Regions from separate parts of the Homo sapiens genome. Here regions 2 and 3 are each linked to region 1. A link is a contact called in ENCODE Hi-C or POLR2A ChIA-PET data. All regions are on one chromosome and are shown on one strand. Each heading gives the region's core, a stretch centred on a gene start or an enhancer-like site at or near the end of the contact. The rest is flanking DNA. Distances are from core to core; before and after follow the strand shown.

Region 1 (4,335 bases), core at 1,000-3,499:
ACTCCAAATATGCAGCAATGGCCTAAACACCGCAGAATTTCTGAATGAAAAACAACATAAAAAAATAAAACTAGGGGCAGGAGTGCTGTTTTCAACTGCTAATTTCAAATGAAAGAAAGCTTGTTTTTCTTTTTTTTTCCTGCAATGCTAGAGGGCAGATGTTAAAAGATTCTGGCTCAATACAATAGTTAATAATTCAAAGTAATTAAAATGACCCAGGTTCTTCAATCGTAGAAGAGGTAAGAAAAAAAAAGAGGGCAAGTTTAATTTTTCTCAAGAGGTGCTTGAACCAAGGTTACACAACAAACCTGGGATAGCCCTTCCTTTGTGTCGGGAATTAGTTAACCTCAGAGTCTCACTTTCCTCATCTGTAAAAGGAGACAACAAGATCCCCTTCACAGAATTGTTAGAGTAGAAATAACATATGAGGCTGGGGGTGGTGGCTCATGCCTGTAATCCCAGCACTTTAGGAGGCAAGGTGGGTGGATCTCTTGAGCCCGAGTTCGAGATCGGCCTGGGCAACATGGCGAAACCCCGTCTCTACAAAAAATACAAAAAAATTAGCAAGGTAGGGTGGCACATGCCTGTAGTCCGGCTACTCTGGAGGCTGAGATGGGAGGATTGCTGGTGCCCGGGAGGTTGAGTGGGCAGTGAGCTGTGATGACACCACTGCACTCCAGCCAGGGTGACACAGCGAGACCCTGTCTCAAAAAATATATATATATATGAAAAATACCTAGCAAGATCCCTGTGGAAGTCCATTATTACCATTCTTACTGCAGACTCCCAAATGATTTGGGTAGGCTTGAGCTAGATGACCCATAAGATGTCTTCTTAGGATGACATTTGATTTGTTCAAATCAGTGGAGGAAGGGGTATAAGGGTTCCAGAAAGCTCCACTGAGGCAGGATTTGGATCTGGAGCTAGTTGTTGCAGGGTTTACAATAGAGATGAAATGGGGCGGCAGCGGGGGAGAGGTTCGTAGAGGGACAGGCTCAGTTAAACAGCAGGATAGAGAAGAGGTCGGGCAAAGACTTTCTCAAGTAGCAGAGACCTCTCAGCAACCAGAAAACATTCCTGAGGACCTACCTGCCTGGAGTGTTGGAAATCCAGTATTCCCTGAATTTGCACAGTACTCTCTGTATTGGAAACACCCCAATTTCCCATCAAAAGCACCAGGTCACAACCTAAACTAATAGTAATTCCACTTTACGTTTATATCGCAATAGTTAGCAATGTTCACAAGCATCTTTAAGCATCGCTGAGTGTGATCTGACCCTTATCACACCCCGGCGTGGCAGCAGGGTCCTAGCCACTAATGTGGTTTGAGCAACAATGGCTTAGAGGCTGGGTAACTTTTCTACAGTCAAACAGATGGTAAGTGGTGAATCTGGGACTAGAAATCCAGGTTTTCGGATGAAGAGACAGTCGATTTACTAGACTACTAGAAGAGAGGAAGGAACATATTCTACCTCAAGATACAATCCTTGGAGGGGGATAAGTAAAGATACTTCTGCATTTTCTCTCTGTACCTCCAAACTGTTTGATGCTGAAACTAGAAACCGGAGCGGGCAGGAGAGGGCAACAAGTATACTTAGGTCTTGGCGAGTGTGTTGGAAGACGGGAACGGGAAGGGGAGGAGAAAGAAAGTAGGAAGAGTCTCAGGAAGATAATTCCTAAGCCAGCCTTCCACCGCGTCGAGGGCAGCAACCACATTACCTCATTGCATCCTCCAAACTCTACGACAAAGGGTGTTACCGTCCCCACTCTGCAGATGAGAAAACTGAGGCTCAGAGGGGAGAGGGAGTGTGTGGGGAAAGCTGGATTCAGAGGCAGCGCTGCCAGACTGCGGAAACACCCAAACCGCCGAGGTCCCCACCCCTCCACGTCGCAGGCAATCCGCATCCACCAGGGCGGGGCGTCCGAAAATCTCCCCCTACCGGGCGGCACAGCCACCCCTCCCCCGGGCCCAGCTCTTCGCCCTCGGTTCGGACGGCCCTGGGGTCTCCGGGACTCCGGTATCCATTGCTCCCCAGCCCCCTCCTCCCCGCCAGTCCAGGCCAGGTCCGGCCGCAGCCGGATCCCAGCAGGGAAGCCGGTGCCGCAGGGTTTGCGCCGCCCCAGCCCCAGCGGGGGCGGGCGCGGGGGAACTGTTCGGGGAAGGGGCCCCGGGGGCGGCCACGAGCCACTCACGCGTCGAACTTGTTGTTCATCCTCTCGCCGCCGCTGTCGCCACTGCCTCAGGGAGTGACTTCCGCTCCACCGGGTCCCTCAGCCTTGGGCCCGGGTACTTCCGGTTTTGCGCGGGGCGCAGCGGAACGTCGGCGCGCAGGCCCGGTTTGGAAGCGGCTATCTCGGGACGCCAGCTCAGGGCGGCTGCGCAGAGGGCTGGACTCAGCGGCGGAGCTGGCTGCTGGCCTCAGTTCTGCCTCTGTCCAGGTCCTTGTGACCCGCCCGCTCTCCTAAGGGAGCGTGTCCTGGCCCCCTCCCGCAGCGGCTCGGAAAAAAGGCAGCACCGCGTCGTTGACGGCGCGGGCTCTGGACTCGCTGCTTGGTAAAAACCTTCCTCTTCCTCCAGTGCGGGACGCACTCTCTGGTATCTCTTTTGACCTCCCGGAGGCTTTCCTTTGTCGGTCGCGGCGCCACTGTACTATGGCATACCTCGTTTTATTACGCTTCGCAGATAGGGCATTCTGAAAACAAATGGAGGGTTTGTGGCAGCCCTGAGTCCAGCAATTGTATCAGCGCCATTTTTCCAACAGCATGTGCTCACTTGGTGTCTCTGTGTTACATTTTGGTAATTCTCAAAATATTTAAAACTTTTTCATGATTTCTGTGTCTGTTATGGTGATCTATGATCAGTGATCTTTGATGTTGCTATTGTCATTGTTTTGGGGTGCCACATACAGCGTCTTTTATAAGACGTGGAACTTAATGTTGTGTGTGTTCTGACCGCTCCACCCACAGACCGTTCCCCATCTCTCTCCCTCTTCTTGGGCCTCCCTATTCCCTGAGACACAACAATATTGAGATTAGGCGAATTAATGACTCTGCAATGGCCTCTAAGTGCTCAAGTGAAAGGAAGAGTCGCACATCTCTCACTTTAAATCAAAAACTAGAAATGATTAAACTGAGTGAGGAAGGTATGTCAAAAGCCGAGATAGGCCGAAGGCTAGGCCTCCTGCGGCAAACAGTTAGCCAAGTTGTAAATGCAAAGGAAAAGTTCTTGAAGGAAGTTAAAAGTGCTACTCCAATGAACACACGAATGATAAGAAAGCGAAACAGCCTTATTGCTGATATGGAGAAGGTTTTAGTGGTCTGGATAGAAGATCAGACCAGCCGCAACATTCCCTTAAGCCAAAGCCTAATCCAGAACAAAGCCCTAACTCTCTTCAACTCTATGAAAGCTGAGAGAGGTGTGGAAGCTGCAGAAGAAAAGTTTGAAGCTAGCAGAGGTTGGTTCATGAGGTTTAAGGAAAGAAGCCATTTCCATAACATAAAAGCACAAGGTGAAGCAGCAAGTGCTGATGTAGAAGCTGCAGCAAGTTATCCAGAAGCTTTAGCTAAGATCATTGACGAAGGTGGCTACACTAAACAACAGATTTTCAATGTAGATGAAACAGCCTTCTATTGGAAGAAGATGCCATCTAGAACTTTCATAGCTAGAGAGGAGAAGTCAGTGCCTGGCTTCAAAGCTTCAAAGGACAGGCTGACTCTCTTGTTAGGGGCTAATGCAGCTGGTGACTTTAAGTTGAAGCCAATGCTTATTTACCATTCTGAAAATCCTAGGGCCCTTAAGAATTATACTAAATCTACTCTACCCGTGCTATATAAATGGAACAGCAAAGCCCGGATGACAGCACATCTGTTTACAGCGTGGTTTACTGAATATTTTAAACCCACTGTTGAGACCTACTGCTCAGAAAAGAAGATTCCTTTCAAAATATTACTGCTCATTGACAATGCCCCTAGTCATCCAAGAGCTCTGATGGAGATATACGAGGAGATTAATGTTATTTTCATGCCTGCTAACACAACATCCATTCTGCAGCCCATGGATCAAGGGGTAATTTCGACCTTCAAGTCTTATTATTTGAGAAATACATTTCATAAGGCTCTAGCTGCCATGGATAGTGATGTCTCTGATGGATCTGGGCAAAGCAAATTGAAAACCTTCTGGAAAGGATTCACCATTTTAGATGCCATTAAAAACATTCGTGATTCATGGGAGGAGGTCAAATTGTCAACATTAACAGGAGTTTGGAAGAAGTTGATTCCCACCCTCATTGATGACTATGAGGGGTTCAAGACTTCAGTGGAGGAAGTAAGTGCAGA
Region 2 (4,335 bases), core at 1,262-3,761, 670 kb before region 1:
TGGGTAATGAGGATTTTAGAGAAGCTTTCTCTAGATTGTACAGTATGATTTTCCTCTCATTACTGCCCATCAGGAAAACCTTCCGTTATGATCAACATTTCTCTTTAAGGCTGTGGGATTTTAAAACATACCTGCAAGGTCTTCGACATTTCACCCATCAAAAGGTGGAGTCTAATTCCCTCACCCTTGAATGTGGGCTTGCTTCAAGTAGAAAGCAGCAGAAATGATTCAGCACAACTTCAGAGGCTAGGTCATAAGAGGTGATATGGCTTCCAGCTGGTGCACTCTCTCATTTTCTCATTCTCTCTCTCTCTCATTTCTCTGTCTCTCTATCTCTCTCTGTCTCTCTCTCTCTCTCTCTCTCATTTCTCTCTCTCTCTCTCTCTCTCATTTCTCTTTCTATCTCTCTGTCTCTCTCTCTCTCTCATTTTTCTCTCTCTCTCTCTCTCCCCCCTGGCTCTTAGAACCCAGCCAAGGGTGTTGTGAAGAAGCCAGAGAGTCATCCAGGAAAACCATACATCAATGTCATTGGTGCTCCAGGCACAGCCCAGCTCAACTGAGGTCCCCAATGACGCCATCATTAACCACCAGACTTGGGAGTGAATGAAGCTTCAGATGGTTCCAGCCCCCAACTTTCAAGCACACCCAGTGATGCTGAGTGCAGCTGATACAAGCTGTCCCCAACAAGCCCTGCCCAAGTTACAGATTTGTGAGCAAAGTAAGTGTTGTCATTGTTTTAAGTTTTGGAGCTGTTTGTTATGCAGCAATAGGTGACTGGCACAAAGCTTTTACAATCAGCTTGGGTTTCTTAAACTAGCCTTAAAGGGGCCCGGTGTTAATCAGTGACAAGGAGATGATTTGGAAATGGTATTTTTTGTCCTCTTAGTGGCTTTCAGAAAAATCCATCTTAGTCTAACGTTTAAAAATAAAAATAAAAACAGCCAAGCGCAGTGGCTCATTCCTGTAATCCCAGTACTTTGAGAGGCCAAGACGGGCAGATTGCTTGAGGTCAGGAGTTCAAGACAAACCTGGGCAACATAGCAAGACCCTGTCTCTACGAAAACTACAAAAAACTCAGCCAAGTGTGTTGGCGTGAGTCTGTAGTCCCAGCTACTTGGGAGGCTAAAGTGGGAGGATCACTTGAGCCCAGAAGATGAGACTGTAGTGAGCTGTGATCACGCCACTGCCCTCCAGCCTGAGCAACAGAGTGAGACTCTGTCTCAAAAAAAAAAAAAAATCCTTCTTAGGGAGAGTTATATATATAATATTATGACAAGCACTGTGTAGGAGATGCTTAATAAATATATATTTTGGGTGAACACATAAGCCACTTGAGGTGGGGTGTGGGACTCCAGGAGGCACACTTGTATGACAGTAGCCATTGAGGGTGGGTTTGGATGCCTCCAAGGCTCTTGTTTGGCTTGGATGAGTGGACAAGTTTGGATCTGAGCTCATTTGCTCTGTTTAATAGAGAAGGGAGACAGAGATAGCTTGGTGGTATATCTATGTAGGAGGAAAGAAAAATGGGTTTGAAAGCTGGTAGTGGAATTTTTCAGAGAGAAAACTGTCTTTTTACAGCAGAGCATCTTAAGGGCCATGGCTGTTGTAAAGCAGTGGCACCTCCCCAGCACCAAAGCATGGCCAGGATGGGCTTTGAATAGACAGAAAGTCATGTTGCTCAAGAGGACAGGTAAGAAGATTGTGGAAAGTTCTTAAGAGAGAGGGGCAAATGCAAGGGGCAAGGTAGCGGGGGAGCTCAAATAAAGTAGATCAGAGAGAAATTTCTGATGGCCCGGTGACTGAAGAATTCTAAAAACAAAGATTTCTTTAGCTGGGTATGGTAGCATGCCTGTAGTCCTTGCTACTTGGGAGGCTGAGGGAGAAGAATCATTTGACCCCAGGAGTTTGAGGCTGCAGTGAGCTATGATCGCACAACTACCCTCCAGCCTGAGTGACAGTGAGACCCTGTCTTTATTATTATTATTATTATTTGCTTTGAGACAGGGTCTCACTGCCATCCAGACTGGGGGCAGTGGTGTGATCATAGCTCACTGCAACCTCGACCTCCCTGGGCTCAGGTGATCCTCCCAGCTCAGCCTCCTGAGTAGCTGGAACAACAAGCACGTGCCACCATGCTCAGCTAATTTTTTTTGTGTGGTTTTTGTAGAGACAGGGTTTTGCCATGTTGCCCAGGCTTCTCTTGAACTCCTGGGCTCAATTGATATGCCTGCTTTGGCCTCCCAAAGTGCTGGGATTACAGGTGTGAGCCACGGCACACAGCTGACTCTGTCTCTTAAAAAAAAAAGGAAAAGAAAAAGATTTCTAATTGTTGTTTGTACGTTGTTGACTGTGTGGTCTGTGATGAATCATCCATTGCCCCCCACTTTCAGTGAAGTCTGCCTTACACATAGCCTTTCGTTGGTGGTATTTTAGGGAGTAAAGGAATCAGGGCAGGGTCTAGCATGGGACAGAAAACGGTCAGACTAGAAATACGGATGTGAAACTAGAAGCTACTGAAAGACGCATAGCTCCCCCCAAAATCCCCTTTGAGTGGTTGCTCTAGAGATTTAAATATATATATCAGTCTATTTAGAGTTAATATTGTACCATTTTATGTAAAATGTATAAATCTTGGCTGGGCACGGTGGCTCACACTTATAATCCTAGCATTTTGGGAGGCTGAGGCGGGAGGATCACTTGAGGTCAGGAGTTCGAGATCAGCCTGGCCAACATGGTGAAACCCCATCTCTACTAGAAATACAAAAATTAGCTGGGCATGGTGATGCATGGCTGTAGTCCCAGCTACTGGGGAGGCTGAGGCAGGAGAATCACTTGAACCAGGGAGGTGGAGGTTGCAGTGAGCCAAGATCGTGCCACTGCACTCCAGGAGCCTGGGCGACAGAGCAAGACTCCATCTCAAAAACAAAAAAACAAAAAAACAACAAAAAATACGTGTAAATCTTGCAATCGTATAGCTCCATTTACCAGTCTCCCCGCTTCAATTGTCGTAAGTATTACATTGGTATCATTCTAAACTCTATAAGAAAATGTTATAATCATTTCTTCACACAGTTATATTTTAAAGAAATTAAGAAAATTAAGATAAAAAGTCTTTTATATTTACCCATGTATTTACCATTTTCAATCCTTTCCATTCCTTCCTGAAGATCTGAGTTTTCCCCTATTATCATATCCTATCAGCCTGAAGAAATTCCTTTAGGATTGTTTATAGTAGATCTGATAGCAACAAATTCTGTCAGTTTTCTTTAATCTGAAGATGTTTTCACTTCATTCTTAAGGAGATCATCACTGGTACTAGAATTCTGGGTTGACTTTTTAAAATGTCTATTTCTCTCTTGAGATTTATATCATTTTGCTTGTTTCAAGACTATTTTCTTGGCAGGGTGCGGTGGCTCACGCCTGTAATCCCAGCACTTTGGGAGGTCGAGGCAGGCGGATCATGAGGTCAGGAGATCGAGACCACGGTGAAACTCCGTCTCTACTAAAAATACAAAAAATTAGCCGGGCGTGATGGTGGGCGCCTGTAGTCCCAGCTATTGGGAAAGCTGAGACAGGAGAATGGCGTGAACCCGAGAGGCGGAGCTTGCAGTGAGCCAAGATTGCGCCACTGCACTCCAGCCTGGGTGACAGAGCGAGACTCCGTCTCAAAAAAAAAAAAAGAGTATTTTCTTTTATGCCCCTGAGTATAGTTATAGTAGCTGCTTCAACATCTTTGCTAATTCCAGCATCTGGAATGGGGTTGATCATGGCTGTTTGTTTTTTCTCTTGAGATGGGTCACGTTTTGTGGATTCTTGTTATGAAACAATTTTGAATGGTGTTTGGACATTAAGAAAGATTATGGATTTTCAGAATTCTATTGCATTCTTCTGAACATTATTGACTTATTAAGGGCAATTAATCTGGATCAACACAAATCGCAAATTCTGTCTTCTCTAAGATGTTAAATAATTTGTCCAGTCACAAAGTTAATAGATAACTAACTTCAGATAACTTATAGGTGAGACTTTGGCAGGAATTATTTACTTCTCTAAGTTTTCATCTAGGTTTAAAAATTTTGTGCTAAAAATGGGCACTCTCTCAGCTTCCACTGGGTTCTCGTTGATGTGAAGTCAGTACTTGCAGCCCTGTCTGCAGTCTGTGCTGTTTACTGTCATTGCTCCTTGCTTGCCTCAGGCTTGTATCTTATAGATCCTGAGTGGTAGTGGCTCATTTCAGCTGTGTCAACTTGATTAGATTGAAGGATGCAAAGTATTGTTCCTGGATGTGTCTGTGAGGGTGCTGCCAAAGGAGATTAGCATTTGAGTCAGTGGACT
Region 3 (4,335 bases), core at 1,283-3,782, 530 kb before region 1:
CTCTCGGTGGGAAGGATGTTAGAAAGGACGCAAGGGCCAAAAGGTTGTAGGGTGGAGCCGAAGGGCCTCTTTTGCTTCAACTGTGGCCCTAGGTTTGAGACAGCCATTTATGCGACACGTCTGAGGCCACTCCAGGCCTCCCTGGCCACCCTGGAGCTGGCCCATGAGGGCGGCTTGCAGGACCTCAGACTCTTCCTTACTTTCCCAAAGAGGGGCCATTTCAAAGGCAGCAGCAGCCTCCCAGCTCAGTCTGCAGCGAGCAGCTCAAGATAGGCACCGCTTCTCTTAGGGGAGAGTCACTTCCCTTTCCAAGTCAAGAAAGGAGTTTTGGCTTTACAAGAAACCCACTCTCTTGGTGTGGGACAGTCAGGCCTGCGGGGCTGAGCCGTTCTGCCTTCGTCTGGCCTCACACAGGGCTCAGAGCACTGCCCCAACCCTCCCCCAACCAGGAAAAGCAGTGCAAGCTGAGTCCAGAAGGTTCTCAGGGTTTGAGTGGCACAGCAGCTGTTGAACAACTGCTTAACAGTTCCAGAGCGTACTCAGGTCCCTGAAGACATGAAGCCCATAGCCCAAAGAGCAGAGCTGAGGGAGATGGAGTTCCAAAATTTACCCCTCCTTCCCCACCACTCCCAGCACTGCCTAGAATGCTCTAAAGCACCTCCAGCTCCCTGCTGTCTCCACCCTCCTCCCCAGCAGCTTCCTTGTGCTGGGAGGTATGTGTGTGATCTCTACTTTCCAGCAGTTTCTTGGCAGTCCTTGCCCAAGGCCACATCGCTGACCAAATTGGACTTGAACCCAGATCCCAGCCGGGAATGGAGTCTGCTTTCATTCTAGGGGCACCTCACTGATTTACCACAAGGGACAGATGCCACCTGGGATCAAATATTATCTATAACCATGTGAAGGGCAAGAGGCCAAGCTCTCTGAGAGGCCACATTGCCCTGTCTCCCTGTCCCTCTGGGCAGAGTCCTGGGCTCATCCTTCCCCAGGGGACTCCAGACAGGCTTGGAAACACCTTCTGGATTGGAAGGAAGAAAGCTTAGCCGGGGAGGCCGGGAGGCCTGGCTGTGAGTTCCAACTTCCGCAGTTCTCAGCAACACTCATATTTAGAACGAGGGGGTTGGATGAAGTTACAGTTTGCATCCTGCCCTCCCATCTCGGATTTTTTTTAAGTCTGTGAAAGATGGAGTGAGAGAAAAGAGTCCCCCAGGTGAGGCAGCTCCTCTCCCTGATTGATACAGGGCTGTCATGGGCTATGACACGTGGGCCAACTCCATGAAGTTGGTCTGCAAAGAACAAAGATGAGATCTTTGGTGTTGACAAGAGAACAGAAGTCCCCAGGAAAAGAGCTAAAGTTACTAAACTAAGAAACAATGAAAGCCTTTCGGTGCTTCACTTGGCAAAATTTCAGGCCAGATTCTTATTTTGGGGAGCCTCGTATTCTGGTGGCACTGAACAGGCTCAGGTGTCAGGAATGAGTTATTTAGAAACTGTGGCTAAGCTCAGAAAAGACTGTGAGGTTTTGCCTCAACATGAAAAGAGGAACTTGAGTTAAAATAGGCAGAGATCAATAACTGCTAAAGCTTCCCCGAAGGGCTCTGAGTCTGCTTAATTGGGCATGAGTGTGCACTTGGTCCTCAGTGGACGTCTGCTGTCATTTACTCTTGGAGGTAGATTTTCGAAGGTGAGTCCACCTGGGAGAATCCTATGAGAATTCCCCTTTAATTCACCTTGAAGGAAAACCTCTTCAGACCACCTAGGTCCACAGCTCCCTGTACCATGTCAGCTACTGCGGAGGTCACAGATCTAGTGCCGGGGTCAGGAGCAGAGAAGTCCAGCAGAGCCGCCCATCTTCTCTGAAAGCTGCCCGCCCACTGTCCTGGCTAAGCGGAGACCTTAAGGAGGCACGCTGCCCCCACGACTCTGTCCCCATCTCTGAGAGGCAGAGGGGGGTACCTGCTCCAAGACAGCCGATTCATACACAGACTGGCAGCCCCTGAGTGGCTCATGCGGAGAAAGCCGTGGAGGCTGAGCCATCAGACTCCTTCTTAGGACTGGGGACTGAGAAGGGAGGCTGCTGGCTGGGAAGAGCGGCCCCACAGAGAAGAGCTGATCCATGGGAGAAGCTGCGTGCAGACCCCATGCTCTTCTGGTTCCAAGGCCCTAGGGCGGCCTTCTCCTTCCTGGCTCTGCACATCTCCACAAAGGCTGCCCACCCCTTACCCCTTACAGAGTCAGCCAAGGCGAGTTTCTGTTCCCTGCACCACCACCACCCCCTGCCCAGTAGCCTGATGAGGCCCCGGATTTCATCAGCAGTTCCCAGGGTCACAAGATGTCACAGTAGCAAGAGTATGATGGTGACAGAGAGGGGCAAACCGGAGACGCAGTCTACACATTTACAGGCGGCGGGTGCCGACTCTACTAGAAGCCACAGAGTCATGTCTTTTCCAGTCATACTTAAAGTTTTCTTCACTTTGAAGGAAGAGAAGAAACCACAAAGGGAAAAAAGATCAAAAGCATCGACCAACTTTTAACTTAAGAGAGTTTGCCGACTCCTCTCAGCAAACCACCTATCACAGATGCCAACTCTGCCAGAAAAGCTCATGCCCTCCTAGACTTGAAAAAAATGGTAGAGGTCATTGAGGCCAACTGCCTGCCCCAGACAGGGCTCCCCTCCGCTGCTCACATCCCACACATGGTGAAGAGCCCCTGTCAGAGACAGACATTCCCATGGCAAATAGCTGCCAAGCGCTGGAAAGGACCTTCTCGTACTAGGTGTGCCAACATCTGCTCCTGGTGACTGCTAAGAACCAGGCCAAACCTGCGGGCGCCCTAGGCCAGTGGAAAGCCTTCAGCAGATGTGCCTTAGAGGCTGCAGTGGACTCAGGGGCAGGAGGATGAGGCAGCCGGCAGCAATGCCAGCCTAACTACGCAGGGAGTGGTTCTGCTTGAGCCTAAACTCGCATCTCCTAAGGAGGCCTCGCAGCAAATGCCCCTGGACCGGGCTGCATCACACATGCCCCTTGGGCCTCTCTCAATCACATCGCTCCTCGAAGCAATTCCTTCCATCCTCATAAGCTGTCTTCCTGAGGGGCGTTCTGCTCACCACGCTCTCCCTCTTGACAACTTCTGGAGGATTTTTGCCTCCAGGGACTTGCCTGTGGTCTCCCCACACCTTGAGTCCAGCTCCCTGTCTACTACTGCATCCTAGTTAGCACAAAATGAATCATTCCCTTCAAGCTTTGAAACTGAAGAGTGTACCCTGCCTCTCCCCTCCCACTTCCACTTTCTTTTCAAACAAACTCCTCCAACGCCGTCATTGCTCTTCCATGACATGATATCCAAACCTTTGTCGACCCCGGCTACTCTGCTTGGGACGTGGATGCACTGCTGTGCCTCTTACTCTAGTCCCTGAGAACTGAGCATCTCTCTCTCTCTCTCTCTGTCACGTGCACACACACACACACACACACACACCCGGGATGTGGAAACTTTGTCTCCTTCCTTCTTGCCACCTCCATGTGCTCTTCATGTAGCCAGATAACAATAGCTTTCCTGGCTTCCACACACTCAGTTGTCACATTTTGTGGCGAAACAAAGGCTTTAGTAAACCGTGCTTAGGGTGGCCTTCCCGGGCTTGGACGGGTGCAGCTGATTTTTGTTTTTAAATTTAACTGCAGCCTGGCGGGGTGGCTCATGCCTATAATCCCAGAACTTTGGGAGGCCGAGGTGGGCAGATCATTCGCTGTCAGGAGTTTAAGACCAGCCTGGCCAACATGGAGAAACCCCATCTGTACCAAAAATACAAAAATCAGCCGGGCATGGTGGCGGGCACCTATAATCCCAGCTACTAGGGAGACTGAGGCAGGGGAATCACTTGAACCTGGGAGGTGGAGGTTGCAGGGAGCCGACATGGCGCCACTGCACTCCAGCCTGGGTGACAAGAGTGAAACTCTGTCTCAAAAATAAAAAATATTAAAAAATGAACTGCAAGTTTTGCACATTTTGACTTTGCTTGGTGAAATCAGATGCAGTGAGCACCAGCCTCGGACAGAACAGAGTTCTACAAATGGAAAGGCACTGTTTTGTGCTAGTCTCGCAGCCCCTCAGAAAACACGGTCTGTTCTCCTGTAAGTTCACCTCCCTTCTCTCCCTCCTGAGCCACTTCCTCTCTCTCCTTTGAGAGACTGAAGACAACAGTCGGCCAAGCCACAGCCCCTCCTTTCCCTTCATCTCTGGACAGTCTGCTTCACCTTCGTTTCCTCTTCACACCTATGGACCACAAATAGCCTGTGGCATGCAACTCCGTCATGTCACAGAGCAGGGTCACTTGGA

What was found. A loop is a pair of places that touch in the nucleus more often than their neighbours do. ChIA-PET counts read pairs that join two places held with the same protein, here RNA polymerase II (POLR2A). Pooled maps may share reads with other maps.
Region 2: a loop to region 1 is called in a pooled map, with 4 times the contacts of the local background. The contact joins the enhancer-like site here to the promoter of EIF4E2 in region 1. A Hi-C loop is called at or near these places in 2 of 50 pooled maps. POLR2A ChIA-PET finds 5 or more read pairs at or near these places in 3 of 52 experiments (H1, HEK293 and SK-N-SH).
Region 3: a pooled map shows a loop between it and region 1 (6-fold over the local background). The contact joins the enhancer-like site here to the promoter of EIF4E2 in region 1. A Hi-C loop is called at or near these places in 10 of 50 pooled maps. POLR2A ChIA-PET finds 5 or more read pairs at or near these places in 2 of 52 experiments (activated B cell and activated CD8-positive, alpha-beta T cell).

What each region holds. Positions count from the first base shown.
Region 1 is chr2:232,548,603-232,552,937 of GRCh38, reverse strand. It overlaps EIF4E2 (eukaryotic translation initiation factor 4E family member 2), which reads right to left and starts at 2,249. Exons shown (of 7, transcript NM_004846.4): 1 at 2,194-2,249. The coding sequence starts at 2,213. It overlaps TIGD1 (tigger transposable element derived 1), which reads left to right and starts at 2,381. Exons shown (of 1, transcript NM_145702.4): 1 at 2,381-4,335. The coding sequence starts at 3,056. It overlaps MIR5001 (microRNA 5001), which reads left to right and starts at 2,365; the gene lies at 2,365-2,464. RefSeq lists a silencer at 1,869-2,238.
Region 2 is chr2:233,221,852-233,226,186 of GRCh38, reverse strand. No RefSeq gene overlaps it. Among named protein-coding and RNA genes, the nearest start is that of ATG16L1, 28 kb to the left of the region's middle. RefSeq lists a silencer at 2,738-2,889. Within about 2 kb of position 2,511, at least 2 of the 41 ENCODE cell types and tissues checked have a DNase peak (open chromatin) inside an H3K27ac peak, as active enhancers do.
Region 3 is chr2:233,079,573-233,083,907 of GRCh38, reverse strand. All of the region lies in intron 2 of INPP5D (inositol polyphosphate-5-phosphatase D), which reads right to left. Among named protein-coding and RNA genes, the nearest start is that of INPP5D, 21 kb to the right of the region's middle. RefSeq lists enhancers at 1,455-1,604, 2,115-2,204. Within about 2 kb of position 2,532, at least 12 of the 41 ENCODE cell types and tissues checked have a DNase peak (open chromatin) inside an H3K27ac peak, as active enhancers do.